Linked DNA regions of Homo sapiens: region 2 is linked to region 1. Evidence: read pairs that join two places in POLR2A ChIA-PET (ENCODE). Cell type or tissue: endothelial cell of umbilical vein. All regions are shown on one strand. Links, peaks and the distances in the headings refer to the core of each region. The heading gives the core; the rest is flanking DNA.

Region 1 (11,695 bases), core at 6,696-11,695:
TTCCTGGTGGAGCCCTGTTGGGCATCATCACCATCACCTCCTTCTCTCCACCACCTCCTCCTCCCAGCCCCACTGCTCTAGATTGCTGGGACACTAGGGAGTATGATAGGGCAGTAGCCAGGGCCATTGCTTAGTGTCCTGGAGCCCTGGATCTCCCTGCCCATAGCCTGGATGCAGCAAGAGCTGGGAGGCGAAGTGGAAACATGCAGGGCTCAGGGTTGGGGAGTGATTGCAATTGCCTTCCTTGCCAAAGTGACTTGGGGCCCCAACGTTCCCAGCAGACCCCTTGAGGACAGAAATAGGTAGAGTCAGTCTCAAGACCTGGTGCATAGATAAATGCCTAAATACACTGCCTTGATCTCAAGTGATCTCAGAGGCCTCTTTCCCTGGCACCCTGAGAGGCAGCAGGCACTACATCTCCACTGTGTTTACATCCTGCAGCTGGTCGGGGGGCAAAGATATTCCCAGTAAGAGATTCTTGGTTGGCCAGGTCAGGCCCAGGAGAACACCAAGAGGCCAGAGCCCAGGACACAGCAGTAGACTGGGGCCTGGAAACACGTATCTTGCCTAGATTGTTTATTTGAATTTTTCCTACTATAAATATTTAAGGTGGTTTACTTTATTTTAATAATTTAATTTACCCCAAAGTCCCTAAGGTAATTTATTGGAGGTTGAAACATGCATTCTTGCCACTGGGACAACATGAGGCCTCTAACAGCACGGGCAGGCATGGGGTCCCCTGGGTGGACGAGGCCGCTTGGCAGCCAGGTTTGGAGACCTGGCCTCCTGGTCAGCTTTGGAGGGCCCCTCAACAGAGCTGGAGCCCTGCACCCCAACACGGCTGGCCATGTGGCCTCAGAACACTACTTATTACTCAATGCCTGGTACTTGGCCAGCCCCAGCGGTCAGTCTATAAATACTCACTGACAAGGTGGAGGGCTGGACGGCCATCACCACTCCCCAGACGTTCTCCATTGCCTGTCTCATTTCCCTCCCTCCCTCTGACACCTTTCTTCATGAGTCGAACGTGGATTACTAAAGCTCTATTAAGAGTGTGGAGATCCCTCCAAGTTTCCCAAATGAGAACTCACAGGAAAACAGGACTGAACTTTGAGAATGTTGTTTATCGCAGCTTTGCACATAAACCTGAGTGTCTCCCAGCCTGCCTCGGTTCTCACCAGCCTGCCAGCCTTTTCACCAGCCTCTCTCCTTAGCCTTATGGCCTTTCACGGCTCTTCTCCCTGCCCCAGCTCTGCTGCCCGCCCTTCCTCACGTCCCCTGTGAGCTGCCTGAGCCATTGGTTGGATTTCGATGTGGCTCATTGCAGCATGTGGGGCAGCGCCTCCCATGGCCTCGCCTTGGTGCCGGTGAACCCCTTTTGGTTGCACACATGCTCCCCACACACACATAGACATCAGCCTTCCTGTAACTGACTGGGGACCCAGAGTGGAAACACCAGGATGGATCAGCTTGTCTGCAGAATTGCCCATCAGGAAGACCAAAAGCCAGTAGCTTTGCTGATCTGCCCCCAGGACTCTGGAGGCGCCCCTGCACTCCCACCTCCCACCTGCCAGTTCCCAGACCCACCCATTCGGGATCACCTGGACCAGTTACCCCAAGTCCTGCATCTCCCTTCCCTGCAGGCTGAACACCAGGGTCATGCCAGTCCCGCCAGCCGCCTCCTCCATGCCCCAGTGACTGGTGTGGGCAGAGCAGGCAGCCAGTGGAGCTGTGGGCCAGTTCCGCTCTTGGATGCTGCTGCTCTCACCCATGAGGTCAGGGGGGCCCTCCAAGGTTATCTCCAGGTGAGGGGATTCACATCAGGCCACAAGCCACCAGAGGCCTTCTGCCACCTCCCAGAGCGACAGCCAGGGAGGCTGCGTACTCAGCCTCGGGGAGAAATCCCCGTGGGACCTGAGCCCCAAGACCTACGGACCACTCAGCCTTACCATCGTACCGTCCAGGATTGTCCTTGCCATCTTTGTTGTCTCAGCCAGACCTTGGTTTTCAGTAAAGCCCCAGTTTCTACTTCCTGCATGCCACTGTGCAAGGCCACTCATCACTGTTCCTGCAGAAGCCTCTGGACGTGGGGCTGGATGGGGTTGAAAATGTTACATGTAAATATTGGTTTGGTTCGGTTTTTAGCATTTTACTTGGTAACTGGTTGTTTTCTTTTTTGGGGTGGGGGGATTGGTTTGTAAAAATTCTCTACTCTTTTGGAATGTGATTTCTAAGTTTGTTGGTTTCTTCAAATGCCTTTTAAGTCTTGGTAACATTCCCAAAGCAGAAAACTGCCTGACCCACAGTGGGGATTCCCTGGAGAATTGGGGTCCCAAGAAGGAATGCTGCCCTTCTCGAACCCGTTCTCCCCCTTCCTCCTGCCTCTCTGCCTTTTACTGCTATTCCCTTCTTCTCCTCCTTTATCCTTCTTTCTGTTTTCCCCATCTCCACTCTCTCTTCAACCAAAGTCCCAAGGAACCCTCGGGGCTCAATCCCCCATAGACCACTTGGCTTGGGTCCATGGGGTTGGCATCAGTTGGTTGGCGGAAATGGGGGACCAGTTGGCATGATGGCCCTAAACTGGGAAACCTCATGTTTCTTATGTCTCACCTCTTTCCAGAGCCAAATCAGCCCCTTTTGGAATGATGACTTCATTGGAATGCAAATCAAGTCATTTTGGTGCATCAGTGGCTCTTAGGCCTGCACACACGAGACATCAGAATCCAATCCTCTGACCCTGTGCCAGCCCTTTCCCCCAGTTTATTTCCCACCAAAGGCTGACCTCTAAGAGGTCTTGCTTTCTATGAACTCAAGATGGGTCCCACCTCTAGGTGTCCCCAGGTGCACTCTTCTACCGGTTGGCTTCCGATGTGACAAGGCCAAGGGCCCAAAGACTTGACCCTCTTACACCCTTGCTGACATGGTTCCATCATGTCCACCCGCATGCACTTTTATGGTTTCATCACCCAGCCTCTTCTCCTCTGGCCCACCCAGCGTCCAGGCTCTTTCTCCCTCTCCCCTCCTATCTAGAATGTCCCCTGCTTCTAGCCTCACCAGACCCCCCAAGCTCCCACTACTTCTTCCATAATAATAGTAATAACAATGGTTATCATCATCCCCTGCACATCCCGCCTAAAGCACTTTACTATATAGAAAACGTTTCCCCTGGCCGGGCATGGTGGCTCACGCCTGAAATCCCAGCTCTTTGGGAGGCTGAGGCGAGCGGATCAGTTGAGGTCAGGAGTTCAACGCCAGCCTGGCCAACGTGGTGAATCCCTGTCTGTACTAAAAGTACAAAAAATTAGCTGAGCATGGTGGTGCGTGCCTGTAATCCCAGCTACTCGGGAGGCTGAGGTGGGAGAATCGCTTGAGCCCAGGAGGCGGAGGTTGCAGGAGCAGAGATTGCGCCACTGCACTCCAGCCTGGATGACAGAGTGAGACCCAATCTCAAAAAAGAAATCGTTTCCCACCCCACATCTCCTTCAGACCTCTCAGGGACAACTCTGGGAGGCAGCCTTGGCAGGACATGGGTTAGTGCGCCCATTTTGCTGTGAGGAAACTGAGGTACAGGTCTCATCCCAGAGCATGAGAAGTCACTGAGTTTAGATGAGAACTTGGGTCCAACTCTGTCCTGTTTGCTGTGCAAATCCGCTGCCCTGCTGGGGGCTTTTGGTGGGTCCAGAATACCCAGAATATGCTGCTGGCCAACCCAGGCATAAAACAAGTCCATTCTAGATCACTGAGCCTTGTGTATTCCAGAGGGTGATCTGAGGTCCCCATTCAGCAGAATTCTCTGAGGGCATGTTCAGAATGTAGATTCCTGGGCCCCACCTTGAATTTGCATGTTTAACAAACTCTCCTGGGGTTGAGGGGTGGGTGCAGTGGTCACACCTGTAATCCCAGCACTTTGGGAGGCTGAGGCGGGTGGATCACTTGAGCTCAGGAGTTCGAGCCTGGCCAATATGGTGAAACCCTGTCTCTACTAAAAATGCAAAAATTAGCCAGGTGTGGTGGCACATGCCTGTAATCCCAGCTACTTGGGAGGCTGAGGCAGGAGAATCACTTGAACCTGGTGGGGAGCAGCGGTTGCAGTGAGCCGAGATTGTGCCATTGCGCTCTAGCCTGGGCAACGGAATGAGACTTGTCTCAAAAAAAATAAAAAATAAAACCAGCCCTCCCCGGGGGATCTTAGGCACTATTGGCCACACCATTGGTGTTCGTGGCCCTGATTATTAGGCTATCTTTCTTTTTTTAAGTTTTTTTAGATTTATTTTTTATTTTATTTATTTATTTATTTATTATTTATTATTATTATTTTTAGAGACAGGGGGTCTCCCTATGTTGCCCAGGCTGGTTTCAAACTCCTGGGCTCAAGTGATCTGCCCTCCTCAGCCTCCCAAAGTGCTGGGGTTACAGGCAGGCATCAGCCACCGTGCCAGGTCATCTTCCTTTTTCTTTTTTTTTTGGAGACAGAGTCTTGCTCTGTCATTCAGGCTGGAGTACAGTGGCGCCATTTCAGCTCACCGCAGCCTCCACCTCCCAGGTTCAAGCAGTTCTCCTGCCTCAACCTCCCGAGTAACTGGGATTACAGGTGTGTGCCACCACACCCGACTAATTTTTTTATTTTTAGTAGAGACGGGGTTTCACCATGTTGGCCAGGCTGGTCTTGAACTCCTGACCTCAGGTGATCCACCCACCTCGGCCTCCCAAAGTACTGGGATTATAGGCGTGAGCCACGGCATCCAGCCTCATCTTTCTTTTAACCAATAAACATGATGCTGTATCTTAAAAAGAGCACTGAGCAGGGACTTAAGGGATCGAGTCCTCAACCAAACTGATTTAATTACTCAGGATTTTCAAAAAGCATCAGAGGCTATTTACAATCTTAATCATAGGGGTTCAGTAAAATAAAAATAAGAAGTAAAAAAGCAAGAGAAATTATTCTGTAAATCTAACTGGTGTAATTCCCATAATCATGCAATTAAGTTTTACTCTTGAGTTTCCTGACAGCCATTGGTAAAAAGAGAAACACATCAGGATTTATAATTTTTATCATCCAATTATGGGAAGCAAGCATGTTGGCCCCAGGAGACGAACTCTTCTACTAATTTATAGCATGTATCCTTTCATCAAGGGCCACTGAGCCAGTTGGTGAGTCAACGGGTGAACCTAAGATGCAAGGATGTTTTCCAGGTGACTATTTAAAAAAATAAATAATCCACCAACGTGATTGACCTTGGCGAGATCATGTTTCTAGTCTATACCTCAGTTTCCCCATCTGTAAAGTGAGGATAATGTCCCACCCCATGTAACTGTGGTGAGGACCAACTGCAACACTGTGCCTGCGAGTCTCCTTGGAAAAGTGTAAGGTTCTACACAAATGGAAAGTGATCTGATCACACTCAGTGTCCCCAGCCCAGCCTTTCAGTGCCCTGGCCCTGGGGTGGGGGACAATACTCTCCTCACCCCCTTCACTAGTCTTCATGAATAGCAAGGAGGCCATAACATAATTTGGTCTAAACCCCTTCCTTTTTAAAAGAATGATGGCAAAATGTGCATAACATTAAATTTACCATTTTAAAGATTTCTAAGTGTCTCGAAGTACATTTGCAATGTGTAACTGCCACCTCCAGAACTTTTTCATCATCCTAAACTGAAACTCTGTACCCACTAAACAGTAACTCCCCACTCCCCCTGTCCCCAGTCCCTGGTAACCTCTATTCTACTTTTTTTTTTTCTCTGTGGATTGGCCTATTCTAGGTATCTCTTTTAAGTAGAATCATATAGTATTTGTCCTTTTGTGTCCAGCCCCCTCATTTTTTGAGATGAGGAATCAGGCCCAGAGAAGGCAGTGGCTCACCCAAGGTCACATCGCAAACCAGAGGCAGAGCCAAGACCAGAACCCAGGTTTCCTGACTCCTAACAGGTCTTGCATCCCCAGTAGTGAATGAGACACTGCTTTGACTTTCTGTAATCTTGGTTTAGCCCCTTCCTTTCTCTGGGCTCAGTCTGCTTCCCACCACTCACCCATTCTTTCTTTATCATCTCCCTCCAAAGCCTCTTGTCCTCCTGCCTCCTCTTCTCCTTGGCTGGTTCCTGCCAGCAAATGGAGTGGCCCTGGTCCATGCCAGGTTTTCCTCTTCTGGGTCCGGAGCTCACTATAGTATTCAGCCCTCAGTCCTCCCAGGATGTTCTTCCCAGCACTGCTGCCTCGTGCGGATTTTCCCGTAACCTCAGTAACTGGCTTCTTGTCCCCCTGCTTCCTACCAGGGAAGCCTTCCTGTCCGCGTCTGTGGTTTCCCAACTCTGATATTTGCTCTCAAATGTGGTGGTGTCCTGGTTCTGTGTTTATTTATTTTGTGTTTTCTCACACACACAAAAAAAAGCCTCTTCCTCCAATGCATCAGGAGGCACCAGCCCTGCCAGCCCTTCTCACTGGGCTCACCCTGCCCCAGCAACCCCCCGGTGCCACCCTTAAGCCACACTGTCTTCTCTGTAAGCAGCCTGCCAGCAGCAGCCCCAGCACTTTGCAATGGGCGTGTGTGTGGTGGTGGGTGGGGGGGGCTTGGATCCCTCCTTTTTCCTCCCCTGCCCTGCCCAGGCCCAGATGGCCTTGACTGTAAAGCAGGTGCTGCCTGACAGGTTCTTCTCTCCCTGTCTCTGGTCATTGATCCATCTCTTTGTCCATTCAGTATCCAACCATCCTCTCCATTCTCCTCTGGACCTCACCACTCTCAGAGCTGCTTGTCCTGGCAGAATCTACAGTTCACCCCAACTCTATGCCTTACCCCTCCCAACCCAACAGCATTTGCAGTTTGCAAAATATACAGACCCAAGTCCTGAGGGGACTGAGGACATGATGCTGGGCCCAAGTCTCCTGCTCAGGGCTTCTCTCCAATGCCAGCCCTGCCACTCCTTCCTCACCCTCCTTGGAGCCTCCTCTGCTGCTTGTCTATCCCAACGGCCCTGCTCCCCTCCCTTCCTGCCCTTCACCAGCTTTCTGGACACCATGCCCTGAGGAAGGGACCTTTGGTTTTCTCTAAACATCTTTGAAGGGCTGAGGCAGTCAGGGCTGGCTGCCTTGTCACTCTTTATTTGGAAGCCACTCAAACCATTCCCAAGAAGAGGGACCTCAGCTGGCAATCTGGAAACCTGGCCCAGGTCTGGGCAGATGTCTTCACTTCTCCTACCTTCCCAGTCTTGTGATCCTGTGATGAGCACCAGGATGGCCCTGTGGTCCCTAGAGCACCCCTCATGCTGTAGGGTCCTGCAGCCCCATCCTTTCTCTACTGGGCCCTGGTATCCTGGCTCCTCTCTCAGCTCTGCCACTGATCTCTGTGCCTTAGTTTACTTCTCTGCACGGGGGACTCACCCCAAGACCATTTCCAGCAGCTTCCCAGGTGATGTGGTGCCCCAAGGCTGGGCTTTGCCAGCTGTGGCCCAGCTCCTTAGTGCTGCCCAGGAGACACCAGGCTGCTCAGAATGAGGTGACTGCGGGCACCATTCTCAGCCAGTGGTTCTTGTATTGCATTCCAGCAGCAGGAATATCACCTGGGAACTTGATAGAAGTGCAGATTAGCAGCCCCACCCAAGACCCACTGAATTAGAGCTTGTGGAGTGGGGCCCTACAAGCTGGGGTTTTAAGGAGCCCTCCAAATGATTCTGACGCATAAGAATATGCCAACTGCTGATCTGGGCTAGCCATTAGTAGAGCCTGGGGAGGGACTGGGACTGGCTAGGCCAAGAACAGGTGGAAAACACCAGCCTTATCTGGACTCCTGAGATTGGGAACCACCACCAACAAAAACCAACCCTATAGTCGCTCCTCTTGGAAGAGGAAGAGAAGTTGAAGGGCCTGGAGAAAGCACACATTGTTTGTTTCCCTGCTCCTGCTCACCTCTCTCACTTGTCTTGGTTTTACAAAAGGCTGTGTGGATGGTGCCAGCCAGGGAGGGGGTGGGAGTCCTGGGGAGGCAGGAGGCAGAAGACCCTGACTGTTTCTCCCTTGGGAACCTCACCATAGGCCAGATAGCGCCTCTTCAAACTGAAAGAAATCTTAACTCCACAAAGAAAGCATCCTAAATCCCCAGTTCCTCCTCCTCCCAACCCCAGGGATACCTTGTAGACAGTGCCAAAAAACAGCTCCAACCCCCAGCAGCTGGGAAGAGAGCCAGAAGCTGCCCTTCCTCCTCATCCTGGCCCCTCCCCAGCCCCCGCCAATACTGTGAACCCCCTTCCCACTCAGCCTGGTTTCCTGGTGAGGGTCCTGCAGTCATGGGCCCTGGGGGACCCCCAGGGCAAGGCCCATGGGAGGGAAGGGACCAAGGGCATCCTTGGGCCAACTGTCCACCTCTCTTGTCCACTATTCTCTCCTTTCCACTTCTGTCTTCAAAAGGCTCCTTCCTAGGATGGATCGGGTGCTAGGACAACTGCAGTCCAATCCACCAGCTCTCCCTGCCCCTGTGTCTTATTTCAGACATGAGAATAACTGTACAGTGTAAACTTATAAAGCGTTTTTAATGGTTGTAGATTGGAAATAAAGTATGTCATATGAACAGCTGCTGTGGACTTGGCCTCCTCTCTGATTTTTCTAATGAGGTGGGTGGGGGCCCCAGCGGATCTGAAACCTAACTTTTCCCCACTCCCAGCTGCCTGGGAAGTGGGGAGCCCAGGGAGGCCACAGCCAGCTGGCTGGTTTGGAGTCACTTGGGAGGGGCCACCAGGTGTTCTGGCTGCTGCCTGCTGATACTTCAGCGTCTCCCACACAGTGTGATATGACCACTGAGAAACAAATGCAGTCTTCAAAAAGAAGAAAAATAGAATTGAACTTTTCTACAAAAGACTTTAACAATTTTATGAAAAAAAAAAAGACACTTTTAGGTGTGTGTCAATTGTCTATTGAAGCGTAATTAATTATTCCGAAACATTTATTATACCCCACAGATGCTATGGGTCAGGAATTTGGGAGCTGGGCAGTTCTGATTCAAGGTCTCAGGAGGTTGCAGTCAGTTGTCAGTCAGGCTACAGTCATTTGAATGCCTGATGAGCTGGAAGACCCATTTGCAAAGTAGCTACTTATGCCTGGCAAGTCATTGCTAGCTGTTTGCAGGAGGCCTCAGTTCCTCACCATGTGGACCTCTGTAGGCTGTTTGCGTGCCTTCACAACATGGCGTCTGGCTTCCTCCACAGCATGTGATCTATGAGAGAGCAGGGAGGAAGTCACAATGTCTTTTATAGCTAAGCCTTGAAACTCACAGACTAGGCCAGGCGCGGTGGCTCATGCCTGTAATCCCAGCACTTTGGGAGGCCGAGGCGGGCAGATCACCTGAGGTCGGGAGTTGGAGATCAGCCTGACCAACATAGAGAAACCCCATCTCTACTAAAAATACACAGTTAGCTGGGTGTGGTGGTGCATGCATGTAATCCCAGCTACTCGGGAGGCTGAGGCAGGAGAATCGCTTGAACTCAGGAGGCAGAGGTTGCTGTGAACCAAGATCGCGCCATTGCACTCCAGCCTGGGCAACAAGAGCAAAACTCCGTCTCAAAAAAAAAAAAAAAAGCCACAGACTATAATGTCTATAATGTCTGCAATATCTAATTGGTTATATAGACTAGCATTCTTCAGCATGGGAGGGGACAACACGAGGGCATGAACACCAGGAACCAGGGGTCATTGGGGGCCATCTTAGAAGCTGGCTACATGATACTTCATAGATCTCTTCTATGAGGGGCTAATAACAGCCAGGCATGTGCTAGGTATTGAGGATACAATGGATGGGCCTGGAAGATATGAAATCAAATGTTAATGGCAGGGGGAGCCCAGGGTGCTCAGCCAGCCCAGAGGAAACAAGAAAGGCTTCACAGAGGAAAGGACATCTGAATGACACCTAAGATTGAGATGTTGACCAGATGAAGGCCATGGTGGTGTGTTGTAGGCACGGGACTGAGGGGAAGTGGTTCCAGGGAGAGGGAATACCATGTGTGAAAGCCTCGTAGAAAGAGAGCAGAGCAGAACTGGGGAACTGAAAGAAGAGGCTGGGTCAGATCACACAGTGCCTTTTTTCTTTTTCCTTTTCTTTTCTTTTTTCTTTTTTTTTTTTTTTTTTGAGATGAAATCTTGCTCTGTTGCCCAGACTGGAGTACAGTGGCATGTTCTTAGCTCACCGCAGCCCTGGCCTCCCAGGTTCAAGTGATTCTCCTGGCCTCCCAGGTTCAAGTGATTCTCCTGCTTCAGCCTCTCAAGTAACAGGGATTATAGGTGCATACCACCACACCTGGCTAATTTTTGTATTTTTAGTAGAGACAGGGTTTTGCTATGTTGGCCAGGCTGGTCTCAAACTCCTGACCTCAACTGATCCGCAGGCCTCAGCCTCCCAAACTGCTGGGATTAGAGGCGTGAGCCACCACACCCAGCCTAATGACACAGTGCCTTATAGGGGAAAAAAATGTGTGCCTCCTGTGGACAGGAGGGAGCCATGCAACAATTCAAAGCAGGGAAACGATGTAGAAGATGTATTGGGTCTGTATTCCATGAAATCATTTTCTCATTGTGCCCCAGGATGGCCAGCCCTAGCTGGGAAGGAACACTGAGTTCTCTTCCTGGCACGTTGACAGAGAGGAGTTTAAGAGGCAGGCAAGCATAAAAGGAACTGGGTACCTCTCAACCCCAGAAAGTGATATTCAGGGAGCCAAGGGCAAATCTCTGCTTTCAGAATGGCTGCTGCAGCCAGCAGGCTGGAACCACAGGGTGGAAATTTCAGGAAGGCAGATTTTTGTCTCCCACCAGAAAACTTTTCCAAGGACCACAACTGCTATGGAAGGATGACCACGGTCAGCTCCAGCTGCCTCTCTCCAACCCCTCTTTTGGACTGTGGGCTGCTTATAATTCAATATTTGGAAGTTTTTCTGTGAAAGAAAGGACTGTGCACATCCAAGGGGACATTTTGGTGGCGTCGTGCTGGGTGCTGAGGAAGCAGCCCGCTCTCTGGAGCCTCCTAGACCAGCATGGGATAGTGGAGCAGGAACAGATTGGGCTCCTGGGAGCACAGAAAGGACAGTTGGTTTTCAGCCTAAGGCCAGAGAGAATGCTTGGAGAGAAATCAATCATTCCTTAGCTGAGGCTTAAAATTCGAGGATGTGGCCGGGCGCAGTGGCTCATGCCTGTAATCCCAGCTCTTTGGGAGGCCGAAGTGGGTGGATCACTTGAGGTCAGGAGTTCGCGACCAGCCTGGCCAACATTTTTAGTGGCCGTCTCTACTAAAAATACAAAAATTAGCCAGGCGTGGTGGTGGGCGCCTGTAATCCCAGCTACTCGGGAGGCTGAGGCAGGAGAATCGCTTGAACCCGAACCCGGGAGGCGGAGGTTGCCGGGAGCCGAGATCGCGCCACTGCACTCTAGCCTGGGCGACAGAGCGAGACTCCGTCTCAAAATACAAAAAAATTGGAGGATGTAGCTAGGAAAAGCAGGGAAAGCCTTCCCAGGCAGAGGGAACAGCGCCTGGGAATATAGCGCCTCAAAGGGCATCTGATGCCCTGTCCCCGTCCTACCCCTAAGGACCAGCCCGACCTGCCGCACCCCCCGACCCCGACTAAGGACACTGCGACCACTTGGGGGCGCTGCGACCTCCTCCCGGGTGAAATGAAACCCGAGGGCAGGCCCCCACCCACCAAGCAAGTAAAGCAAGCCGTTTGAGGG
Region 2 (11,732 bases), core at 2,219-7,218, 62 kb after region 1:
CTCTTGACCTCTTGATCCACCCGCCTCGGCCTCCAAAAGTGCTGGGATTACAGGCGTGAACTTCCACGCCCGGCCACTGCACGCTTTTTTAACCTCCATTTGGTTTCTCCTGCTGCATCCCCTCATATTTCCAGAAAACTCTCTCCTTTAAGTACCATTTGTGTATGTGTGTATGTGAAGGGCTGTGCCAAAAATGTTGTGCCTAGGAGAGGAGGAAGGAAATAAAATCTGAGCCAGGCACACACCTATAACCTGGCTCACACCTATAATCCAAGCACTTTGGGAGGCTGATGCTGGAGGATCACCTGAAGCCAGAAGTTCAAGACCAGCCTGGGCAACAAAGGGAGATCCTGTCTACCAAAAAATTAAAAAAATGATCCAGGTGTGGTGGCAGATGCCTGTAGTCCCAGCTACTTGGGAGGCTGAGCTGCGAGGATCACTTGAGCCTGGGAGGTTGAGGCTGCAGTGAGCTGTGATTGTGCCACTGCACTCCAGCCTGGGCAACAGAGTGAGACCCTGTCTCAGAAAATAAATAAATAGAGAAAGAGGCTCTCTTTCTCTCTCCCTTCCCCTGCCATATGGGGACACAGCAAGAAGGCAGCTGTCCACAAACCAGGAAGAGATTAATCATGAGAAACTGAACCCTTCTAGAACCTTAATCTTGAACTTTGCAGCCTTCAGAACTGTGAGAAAATAAATTTCTGTTGTTTTAAGCCATCAAGTCTATGTTATTTTGTTATGACAGCCCGAGTAGACTAAGACACAAAGCAGTGTCTCACTTCCTAACATCTATCTGCTCCTCTTTGATAGGCCTATGCTGTTCCTACCCACTTCCCACATTCCACCTTACTCCTTTCTCTCCCTGAGACGTAAGTGCTCCTGTGCCATCACTATTCATGAGAACTCTCTTGGCTCTCGCCAAGCAGGTAGATAGGCAAGAGGCCCTCTTTAGATCATGGCACCTCCAAACAAAGACTTCCACCCCGTTAGCCTCCCTCTCCCCCTCCCCAGTATGTGAATGCTTCTGTCTTTGCGCAGCAAGTGGATGGTTTTGTGTATATAGTAAAAGGTATAATGATAATAATGCCTCTCATCCATTACTTCATTTGAACCTCCCAATAGCTTGATGAGGAAGGAGCACAGATAAATGTATTCCCACATTGCCAGTGAGTAAACGAAGGCTAGGAAAGGTGAAGTAGCTTACTCCTATTGAGTATCAAAGAATGCCTGCTGTATGGCAGGATTTCTCACTGTCGATGTTTTGGGTTGGATAATTGTTTGTTGTGGAACACTGCTCTGTGCATTGTAGAATGTTTAGCAGCATCTTTGGCCTCTACCCACTAGATGCTAATAGCACTCCCCAGTGGTGACAACCAAAAATGTCTCCAGACATTGCCAGATGTCCCTGGGAGGCAAAATTTCCTTGGTTAAGAACCACTGGTATAGAGGAAAAGCCTTCAGATTTGCATAGAAGTAGATGGCTTGAGGGTTTTGTTGTTGTTGTTTTTGCCTGTCCTGCTATGATTTATTATCTCTTATGTGCCAAGTGCTTTACATACATTCTCTCTCTCAGAATATCCCTTTGAGATAGATAGTATTATTCCTACTTCACAGATTAAAAATCCGAATGAAAGGCTGGTTTGCCCAGTAAAGAAGTGGCAAAGCCAGACAGAAACCAAAGTCTTTCCTACTCTTAAAACCTGAGCTGTTTCCACTGTGTTAATCCTATAGATGTTTTGGCATCACCTTTGTGGCTTACCCTGTCTCTTTAAGGAGAAGCCTAAAAATGTGTAGTATTTCACCTTATCCTTCTGTCCATTATTCTCATAAATATACTGAAGACATTGCTGCATCCTCCAGGCTTCAGGAAGCTAAAGGAAGACTAGAACCAACCTTTTACCGTGAAATTTGTCCTGAGATGACTTGTAAGGAGGCATTCTCAATATAGCTTTGAGCAAGGCTTATGTTGTCTCTTGTCATTTGTTGGTACTTTTCCCATTTTATTTTAGTATGCCTGTAATTTTGTCTACGGCTCAGAATTGTCAAGAAGTGGATAATTTTGTCATACTTGTTTTGGCTCTAGTGATGAAAAGAAGCAACCACCAGTACTTTGTTTTGCGGGACAGAAATTGCATGGGCATATGAAATGATTTTTAAAATAGCATTTAACTATTTTCAGAGCACTTTCACCAATAATATCTTATTTTAATCTTCCAGTCTCTTGTAAATAGTTGAAGATATTTTAACTCTATTTTACAGATGACACTGAGAGGTTATCTGATTTGTTCAGAGCTAGTGTCTGTTAAGTTGGTGAAGCCAGGCTAGAACCTACATCTTTTGACTTTGACCTGGACCTGGGGGTCTAGGGTTCTTCCCACCATCTACTGCCTCTTGTACCTGGTTGTTCCAGGCTCCTCACCCAAAAGACCTTGTAATAAACAGGAGAGTAGACTGTTTTGCCTCATTTTCCCTGCCTTCCTCTACCTACTAGGTTCAGATACTACTGAACCCTGTGAAAGCCAAAGGTGAGGCTTGAGAAAACAAGTAGAAGGCCACACTTGGCTTCTGAAGAATTGAGGAAATAGCAGAAAGGGGAATAAATGTTTAGTAGAGAGAACAGAAAAAAGTTATATACTTTGTTTTGGTTGTTACAGTAGAAAGTGAGGTAAATCTTTTTTTTTTTTTTTTTGAGATGGAGTCTCGCTCTGTTGCCCAGGCTGGAGTGCAGTGGCATGATCTCGGCTCACTGCAACCTCTGCCTCCCAGGTTCAAGTGATTCTTCTGCCTCAGCCTCCCAAGTAGCTGGGATTATAGGTACCTGCCACCATGTTCAGCTAGTTTTTGTATTTTTAGTAGAGATGGGGTTTTGCCATGTTGGCCAGGCTGGTCTTGAACTCCTGACTTCAAGTGATCCGTCCGCCTCGGCCTCCCAAAGTGCTGGGATTACAGGCATGAGCCACCGCACCCACCTGAAAGTGAGGTAAATCTTACTGCAGTTTAAGTTTTCCTTTTCTACTAATCACAACATGTAAGCAGAGGAGGGAGGAGGGTGTTAGAACTAGAGGAGGGAGAACCCTGGGAACAACATTTTGTAACCTCCAGGACAACAGAGACAGCCAAAGCGTTTATGCCAAGGGCTTGCTCTGTTGCCCAGGCTGGAGTCCAGTGGCACAATCATGGCTTATTGCAGCCTCCTGGGCTCAAGTGATTCTCCTGCCTCAGCCTCCTGAGTAGCTCTTGCCACCATGCCTGGCTACGTTTTGTATTTTTTTAGAGACGGAGCTTTGCCATGTTGAAACTCTGGGGCTCAAGCCATCCACCCATCTCGGCCTCCCAAAGTGCTGGGATTACAGGCGTGAGCCACTGTGCCTGGCCCCAGGATCTTTTTTTTATTTGAGACAGGGTCTCTGTCATCCAGGTTAGAGTACAGTGGCATGGCCATGGCTTGCTGCAGTCTCTACCACCTGGGTTCAAGCAATTCCCACCTACTTGGGAGGCTACCTTAGCCTCCCAAGTAGTTGGGACCACAGGTGTGCCCACCATGCCTGGCCAATTTTTAAGTTATTTGTAGAGAAGAGGTCTCACTTTGTTGCCCACGCTGATCTCAAACTCCTGAGCTCAAGCAATCCTCCTGCCTCGGCCTCCCAAAGTGCTGGTATTATAGGCATGAGCTACCGCACCCAGCTCCAAGGTTGTTTAAAAAAAAAAAAAACCTAGGGGGAGAGAGAGAAAAGAAGAAACAGCTGTAATTAAAAATAGATTTATTGACATTTTCATCAAAGAATATTCATGAAGTGCTACATCTAGTGTGGACTAGAGTGGGTGTCCCTTAATGTACTAAGACATGATGGTTACATCTGTTGTCAGAAGTGCTCTAGACGGGACTGCAGCAAGAAATGGGTTCCGAAGCAGGTAGTGATGCCACCGTTACAGACCAGATGACCCTCAACCAGTTACAGGAGGCAAGAGATCCACATCTTAGCCACACCTTAGCAGAGTGCCCATGGGATTTTTAGAGTGGAAATTGTACTTTTTCAGCAATCTGCAGAGGATTATCTGATTGTAGATAGTTTTATCCAAGTATCCAACCTCTTTATAAATTTCTTTATGAAGTCTGTTTCTTAGTATATTTTGAAGGTAATGATTGCTATAGATACTTAAATATAATATATATATATATATATATATATATATATATATATATATATATATATACACACACACACACACACACACACAGATATAGGATTTTCATTCTTATCCCTGGATTATCAGTTTGAACAGATTTCTACTTGAAAACAATTTGCTGGGCCTGGCGCGGTGGCTCATGCCTGTAATCCCAGCACTTTGGGAAGCCAAGGCAGGCGGATCACCTGAGGTCGGGAGTTCGAGACCAGCCTTACCAACATGGAGAAACTCCGTCTCTACTAAAAATAAAAAATTAGCCGGGCGTGGTGGCACGTGCCTGTAGTCCCAGCTACTTGGGAGGCTGAGGCAGGAGAATGGCGTGAACCTGGGAGGTGGAGCTTACAATAAGCCGAGATTGCACCACTGCACTCCAGCCTGGGCGACAGAGCAAGACTCCGTCTCAAAAAAACAAACAAACAAAAAAAAACAAAATTAGCCAGGCATGATGGCACATGCCACAGCTACTCTGGAGGCTGAGGCAGGAGAATGGCTTGAACCCAGGAGGCGGAGGTTGCTCTGAGTCGAGATCGCGCTATTGCACTCCAGCCTGGGCAACAAGAGCGAAACTCTGTCTAAAAAAAAAAAAAAAAGAAGAAAATGATTTGCTGAAGATTTTTTTTTTTTTTTTTGAGTTGGAGTCTTGCTCTGTTGCCCAGGCTGGAGTGCAATGATGTGGTCTCGGCTCACTGCAACCTCTGCCTCCCCAGTTCAAGCAATTCTCCTGCCTCAGCCTCCCGAGTAGCTGGGATTATAGGTGCCCACCACCACGCCCTGCTAATTTTTGTATTTTTAGTAGAGATGGGGTTTCACCATCTTGGCCAGGCTGGTCTCTTGGCAGGCTGGTCTCGAACTCCTGATCTCATGATCCACCTGCCTCAGCCTCTCAGAGTGCTGGGATTACAGGCATGAGCCACCGCGCACGGCCCTGCTGATGATTTTAATACACCGATTTATTATACTAGTTGATTATATGAATCTTTATTATTAAAGAAAAACTGAGTATTTTCTGAGCATATGTAACTCTTCTTGCTTGTACAATCCCCCATCTTTGTTTCCACTTTTTGTAGGGAAGGATTATCTTTTTTGTGTATGGCTTTTTAATACAAAGTCATATTTTATTCTCTTTAACAGTTTTTTATCAGCTTATTTCTAAAAGCTTTTACTATTGCACCAACTCATTTTCTCCACTTTAGTCCCTAGCATGTCAATTACGTGTAACCTTTCCTCTTTGGTATTCGTTTCTTCCTCAAATCAAGTATCTCTATTTTGAGAGGTTCATAACCTCTACAAAATGATGTTTATTGCACTCATTAAGTGTCAGGACCAGGAATAGAATGGTGAATCAGAAATGGACCTTTCCTTTAAATTCACAGAACAGGTAAATTCACCCAAAATCTCTTTCTATTGATAGTTGGTCTAAGGTCTTATCTATCTCATCTTTCAACTATCTCATCTTTCTTTACATTATGTCTGTTGCTTCTGTCTTTTGAAACTATTGATGCCTTTTGACCAGATCTCATGTTAGGAAACTACATCTCTCTTCTCCCTAGCAATGACTTGTTTTTGAAACATTTCTGCTTTTCACACCCCCCTTTTTTTTCATAATTCACTTTAATCATTGACCCGTTCCTAGTTTCTTTTTGCTTATTCTCTAAGCTTGTAACTGTGAGGCTTGCTTGCTTTAATTTACCTTCTTGGGTTGCTTTATTTACCTTTTACATATGGCCACTAAGCTCCATCAGAAAACATTCCTCTTAGCTGGCTTCTACTTTGACTGCAACTTTCAGTAATAATTAATGGCTTTCCTTGATTTTTTTCCTCTTCAAATTATTCTGTTGTTTTAATTTTTTCCTTGAATCCCTTTCTGCTGCTTAAGTCTGCTTAGTGTAAGAATTTCTCTGAATATGGAATTAATGGCATCTTCAAAATGGACAGAAAAAAAGAAAGCACCCATAGCCTGAAATTTCTAGAAGTTTTGTTAGAGTGGAACCATATACTGTGAACATCAGAGACAAACAAACTGAGGCAGGAGGATTGCTTGAGCCCAGAGGTCAAGGCTGCACTGAGCTATGATCATGCCACTGCAACTCCAGCCTGGGTGACAAAGCAAGACTCTGTCTCAGAAGGAAAAAGAAACAGGGCAGGTGCAGTGGCTCACGCCTGTAATCTCAACACTTTGGGAGGCCAAGGTGGGCAGATTGCTTGAGCCCAGAAGTTGGAGACCACCCTGGGCAACATGGTGAAACCCTGTCCCTATTAAAACTACAAAAATGAGCCAGTTATGGTGGCGTGTGCCTGTAATCCCAGCTACTCTGGAGGCTGTGGCAGGAGAATCGATGGAACTTGGCAGGCGGAGGTTGCAGTGAATGGAGATTATGCCGCTGCACTCCAGCCTGGGCAGCAGATCAAGACTCCGTCTCAAAAAAAAAAAAAAAAAAAAAAAAAATATATATATATATATATATATATATATAGCCGGGCATGGTGGCACATGCCAGTAGTCCCAGCTACTCAAGTGGCTGAAGCAGGAGGATCGTTTGAGCCTGGGAGGTCAATGCTGCAGTGAGTTGTGATCATGCGACTGCATTCCAGGCTGGCTGACAGAGCGAGACCCTATCTCAGGAAAAAAAAAAAAAAAAAGAAAAAGAAAAAGAAACAAGTCTCTAGGGAAGGGCCCCAGAAGGTACTCAGCCTTTTAGAATGCCCCCAATGAGCAGTACTGAACTTTTAATGAGTACAGAGAATAAATAATATGGCCTCAGTTAATCACAGTTGAGTGAAGGACCAGCTAATGATCCCCATTCAGAAACTCTGGAGCCAGTTACTGTCAAATAGACCCAGTCATTCCCATTTTCCAGGGTGATTACTCATGAAGCTAGAAGCCATTCTTCAAGAGGGTCTGGGATCGCTCTCAAAAAAAAACAACAACAAAAAAAACAAAAAAACAACCAGGTGCGGTGGCTCACACCTGTAATCCCCTGTAATCCCAGCACTTTGGAGACCGAGGTGGGCAGATCACGAGGTCAGGAGATCGAGACCATCCTGGCTAACATGGTGAAACCCCGTCTCTACTAAAAATACAAAAAATTAGCCGGGCGCAGTGGCGGGTGCCTATAGTCCCAGCTGCTTGGGAGGCTGAGGCAGGAGAATGGCGTGAACCCAGGAGGCGGAGCTTGCAGTGAGCCAAGATCGTGCCACTGCAACTGCAGCCTGGGCGACAAAGCGAGACTCCGTCTCAAAAAAACAGCCAGGAAAACAAGTGCTAAATAGTCTTCACTCAGTTATTGGTACCTTTTATCTGGGAGTATAGCTAGGAACATGGGATTGAGAACACAGAGTTGTTTTTTGCTCGGTACTCAACAAATAAGACATAGCTTGAGGTTCTTGAGGGCATTGGCTTTCTGCTTTTGGCATGCCCCTTTGTGCTCATGTCAGGGACCGAGGGCTTTACAGAATGCCTCATGGTCATGGTCACATCATTGTAAGAAGGGAGAATTCATGGATACAATGACAGCTGCTTCCCAAAGAGCTCGTCAGAATTTGTGGCTCTATATTCTATGAGATTTTAATTCAATCTAGAGTGATTTTTTCTAATCTTAAAATAATCCCTAAAGGAACCTTTGGGAATTCTGTTAGATTGAAGCCCTAATATGGTCTGTTTAGGCATCATTATAAATCATTCCTTAAAAGGTTAGGTCAATCTTTACATTTTTGTATTTATTTATTTATTTATTTATTATTATTATTTTTTTTTTGAGACGGAGTCTCGCACTGTCGCCCAGGCTGGAGTGCAGTGGCGTGATCTCTGCTCACTGCAAGCTCCGCCTCCCGGGTTCACACCATTCTGCCTCAGCCTCGTGAGTAGCTGGGACTACAGGCGCCTGCCACCACGCCCGGCTATTTTTTTTTTTTTTTTTAGTAGAGATGGGGTTTCACCGTGTTACACAGGATGGTCTTGATCTCTTGACCTCGTGATCCACCCGCCCCGGACTCCCAAAGTGCTGGGATTATACGGGTGAGCCACCACGCCTGGCCCTTATTTATTTATTTTTTTGAGATGGAGTCTTGCTCTGTTGCCCAGGCTGGAGTGCAGTGGCGCCGTCTCAGCCCACTGCAACCTCTACCTCCCAGGTTCAAGTGATTCTCCTGCCTGAGCCTCCCAAGTAGATGGGACTACAGGCACGCTCCACCATGCCTGACTGACTTTTTTTTTTTTTTTTTGAGACGGAGTCTCACTCTGTAGCCCAGGCTGGAGTGCAGTGGCACGATCTCAGCTCACTGCAACCTCCGCCACCCGGGTCCCGGTTCAAGCAGTTCTCCTGCCTCAGCCTCCCGAGTAGCTGGGATTACAGGCACGTGCCACCATGCCCAGCTAATTTTTGTATTTTTAGTAGAGACAGTGTTTCACCATATTGGCCAATCCTATCTTGAACTCCTGACCTCATGATCTATCCGCCTCGGCTTCCCAAAGTGCTGGGATTACAGGCATGAGCCAACGCACCTGGCCCTTTAAATCTTATATTACAAAATACTAAATTGGGTATTTTTTTAGGGTTTTCTAGACCCTTTTTTTCTAGTTTTCTAATTTCAGAAAGGGAAATACATGCTCATTGTACATAATATGAAGAAAATTATAATCACCCATAACCTCTCTCTGCAGAAGCAGCTGCTATTGTTAATGTTTTTGTCTTTTATTTGTTTATTTATTTATGAGACAGGATCTCACTTTGCACCCAGGCTGGAGTGCAGTGGTGCGATCTCGGCTCACTGCAGCCTTGACCTCCTGGGCTCAAGTGATCCTCCCACCTCAGCCCCTCAAGTAGCTGGGACTATAAGCATGCACTACCACGCTCAGCTAATTTTTTTTTGCATTTTTTATAGAGATGGGATTTCGCCATGTTGCCTAGGCTGGTCTTGAACTCCTGAGCTCAAGTGATCTGCCTGCCTCAGCCTCCCAAAGTGATAGGATTATAGGCATGAGCCACTGTGCCCGGCCTTTTAGTCTTTTTTAATGCATATTTTAATGTAGCCAAGGTCAAACTGTAAAGACTATTTTGTATCCTACTTTCTTTTCCCTCTTACTAACCATACATATCTTAAGCTGGAATGCAGTAGAAGTTTTTTTTTTTAACCCAAAATTTTAACAGAATTTCCTCAACATTTAATTTTTTTATATTGGCTTATTTGTTTTATAAATCTGTATCAAGCACCTGATTTACACCAGGCCCTGTGCTATATTTGGAGGAAGGTACAAGTTGAATCAGGAACCAGAAACTCACTGGCTGGCCATTTATATCCTACAAAAACCATCTATCCTAATCCATGAGAGGACCCTTTCTTTTGCTTCTCATAGTCTATCTGTAAATTAAACACAATGATTTCTCTGAAGAAGTCCTCAGACATTTCTTAGGGCTAGTAGGAGCCATGGAACATTATGCTCCTTTTAATCAATAGCAACATTCCTTGGAAATGTGCTGCCCAGTCCCATCTGCACAGTATCTTAGTTGTCTTTCCATACTGTGACTGTATCAGACTTTTTGTGAATTCGGTTTCGTGTTAGGAATAATATTTTACTGTCTCTACCATTCTCTTGCCCATTCTCAGTGGCATCTGCAGTCTCTCTATGATTGGTAATCTGTTGTGACTTTACTGCCACCTTTAGAAAGTCAGGGGCTGCTCTTTCATAACGTTATTCCTTCAGAAGCTTTTGGCTTCCAGATCAGTGCTGTCCAGTAGAACTTGCTGCAGTCATGGAAATGTTCTGTGTCTGTACTGCCCAAGAGTATGAGCACTTGAGATATGGCTAATGTAACTGAGAAACTGAGATTTTATTTTATTGAATTTAAACTTAAATTGTACATATGGCTAACGGCTACCGTACTGGATAGTGCAGCTCTAGATAGTCCCTCTTATGGAGTGGATAGTTTGTTTCTTTGGGTGTTTATACCACACTGGGCTGTGATTTATTTAGTTATTTACTTATTTTTTAATTTTTTTGAGACAGTTTCACTCTTGTTGCCCAGGCTGGAGTGCAATGGCATGATCTCAGCTCACTGCAACCTCCGCCTCCCTGGTTCAAGCAATTCTCCTGCCTCAGCCTCCCAAGTAGCTGGGATTACAGGCATGCACCACCACACCTGGCTAATTTTGTATTTTTAATAGAGATGGGGTTTCTCCATGTTGGTCAGGCTGGTCTCATACTCCCAACCTCAGGTGATCCGCCCGCCTTGGCCTCCCAAAGTGCCGTGCTGGGATTACAGGCGTGAGCCACCGCGCCCGGCTTGGGCTGTGCTTTTTAACCTCTCTTTTGTCCAGCCAGCAGTGTAGTTGGTGGGATCCCAAAGAACTATTTCTTTTTTTCTTTTTCTTTTTTTTTTTTTTTTTTTGAGACGGAGTCTCGCTCTGACACCCAGGCTGACACGCAATGGCTCAATATCGGCTCACCGCAACCTCTGCCTCCTGGGTTCAAGTGATTCTCTTGCCTCAGCCTCTCAAGTAGCTGGGATTACAGGCGCCTCCATGCCCGGCTAATTTTTGTAGTTTTTTAGTAGAGATGAGGTTTCACCATGTTGGCCAGGCTGGTCTCAAACTCCTGACCTTGGGTGATCCACTTCCCTCAGCCTCCCAAAGTGCTAGGATTACAGGCATAAGTCACCGTGCCCGGCCCTGAAGAACTATTTCTAGGAGGATCATCTTGAAGGGAGATGGGACTACTCAGTATTTTTTGGGGATCAGATATCTGGAGTATCTCTGGAGGGGCAGCTTTTGGGAAGCTGTTAGGAACCTTCTAGAAGTCATTGTAGAGACAGAATAAATAGTTGTGATAAATCAGTTTCTACATAATGGGAGACTTTTTTCAGGAAGGGGGTTACACTTTGTGAAAAATCAAGTAGAAGTTTTCTTTTATTCCCAAATACATCACTTGTTACCTTTTTTTTTTTCCTTTTTTTGAAATGGAGTCTCACTCTGTTGCCCAGGCTGGAGCACAGTGGTGCGATCTCAGCTCACTGCAACCTCCGCCTTCCAGTTTCAAGCAATTCTCCTGCCTCGGCCTCCCAAGTAGCTGGGATTACAGGTGCACACCACAACACCCGGCTAATTTTTGTATTTTTAGTAGAGACGGGGTTTCACCATGTTGGCCAGGCTGCCCACAAACTCCTGACCTCAGGTGATCTGCCTGCCTCAGCCTCCCAAAATACTGGGATTACAGGTGTGAGCCACCACACTCGGCCCCTTTTTTATACTCTTATGACTTGCAATTCTGGCATCTGGAATGCTGGAAAAATGCTTCTGAGTTATTGCCATTGATTTTTTTTTCCTCAATCAGTCATTATTATAATATAATCCCTTTTTAGAAGCTTGGTGAATTCTCCATCGATTTTTTGACTGTGTTTGACTTTTTAAATGATTCAATGACTTGTCCTTTTTCCCTATCAGCGATTTCATAGGATGCAACAGATAGGCCAGTGTATTAAGAACCTTGTTTTGTCTTTCTTTCCCTCCTTCAGTAACACTGCCTTTCTTCTCTGTTAGATTTCAAGGCT

Evidence for each region. ChIA-PET counts read pairs that join two places held together with the same protein. Peaks named below come from ENCODE experiments on the same cell type or tissue, not always from the same donor. Only the 100,000 strongest peaks of a DNase experiment are listed, where the experiment ranks them.
Region 2: POLR2A ChIA-PET joins it to region 1 with 8 read pairs; 6 of 35 experiments call an interaction of 5 or more read pairs at or near these places.

Annotation. Positions count from the first base shown.
Region 1 is chr20:36,774,307-36,786,001 of GRCh38, reverse strand. MTCL2 (microtubule crosslinking factor 2) reads left to right here. Exons shown (of 15, transcript NM_080627.4): 15 at 1-8,555. LOC124904894 (a long non-coding RNA gene) reads right to left here and starts at 10,867. Exons shown (of 2, transcript XR_007067574.1): 1 at 10,784-10,867; 2 at 8,910-9,197. RefSeq lists enhancers at 3,275-3,776, 11,388-11,695. In endothelial cell of umbilical vein, for the core only: a CTCF peak has its summit at 11,613 (motif pointing right); a DNase peak (open chromatin) is centred at 11,661; H3K4me3 peaks cover 338 bases; H3K27ac peaks cover 173 bases.
Region 2 is chr20:36,707,490-36,719,221 of GRCh38, reverse strand. The region is part of intron 2 of NDRG3 (NDRG family member 3); the gene reads left to right. Among named protein-coding and RNA genes, the nearest start is that of NDRG3, 33 kb to the left of the region's middle. In endothelial cell of umbilical vein, for the core only: no CTCF peak of the experiment used is centred there; no DNase peak of the experiment used is centred there.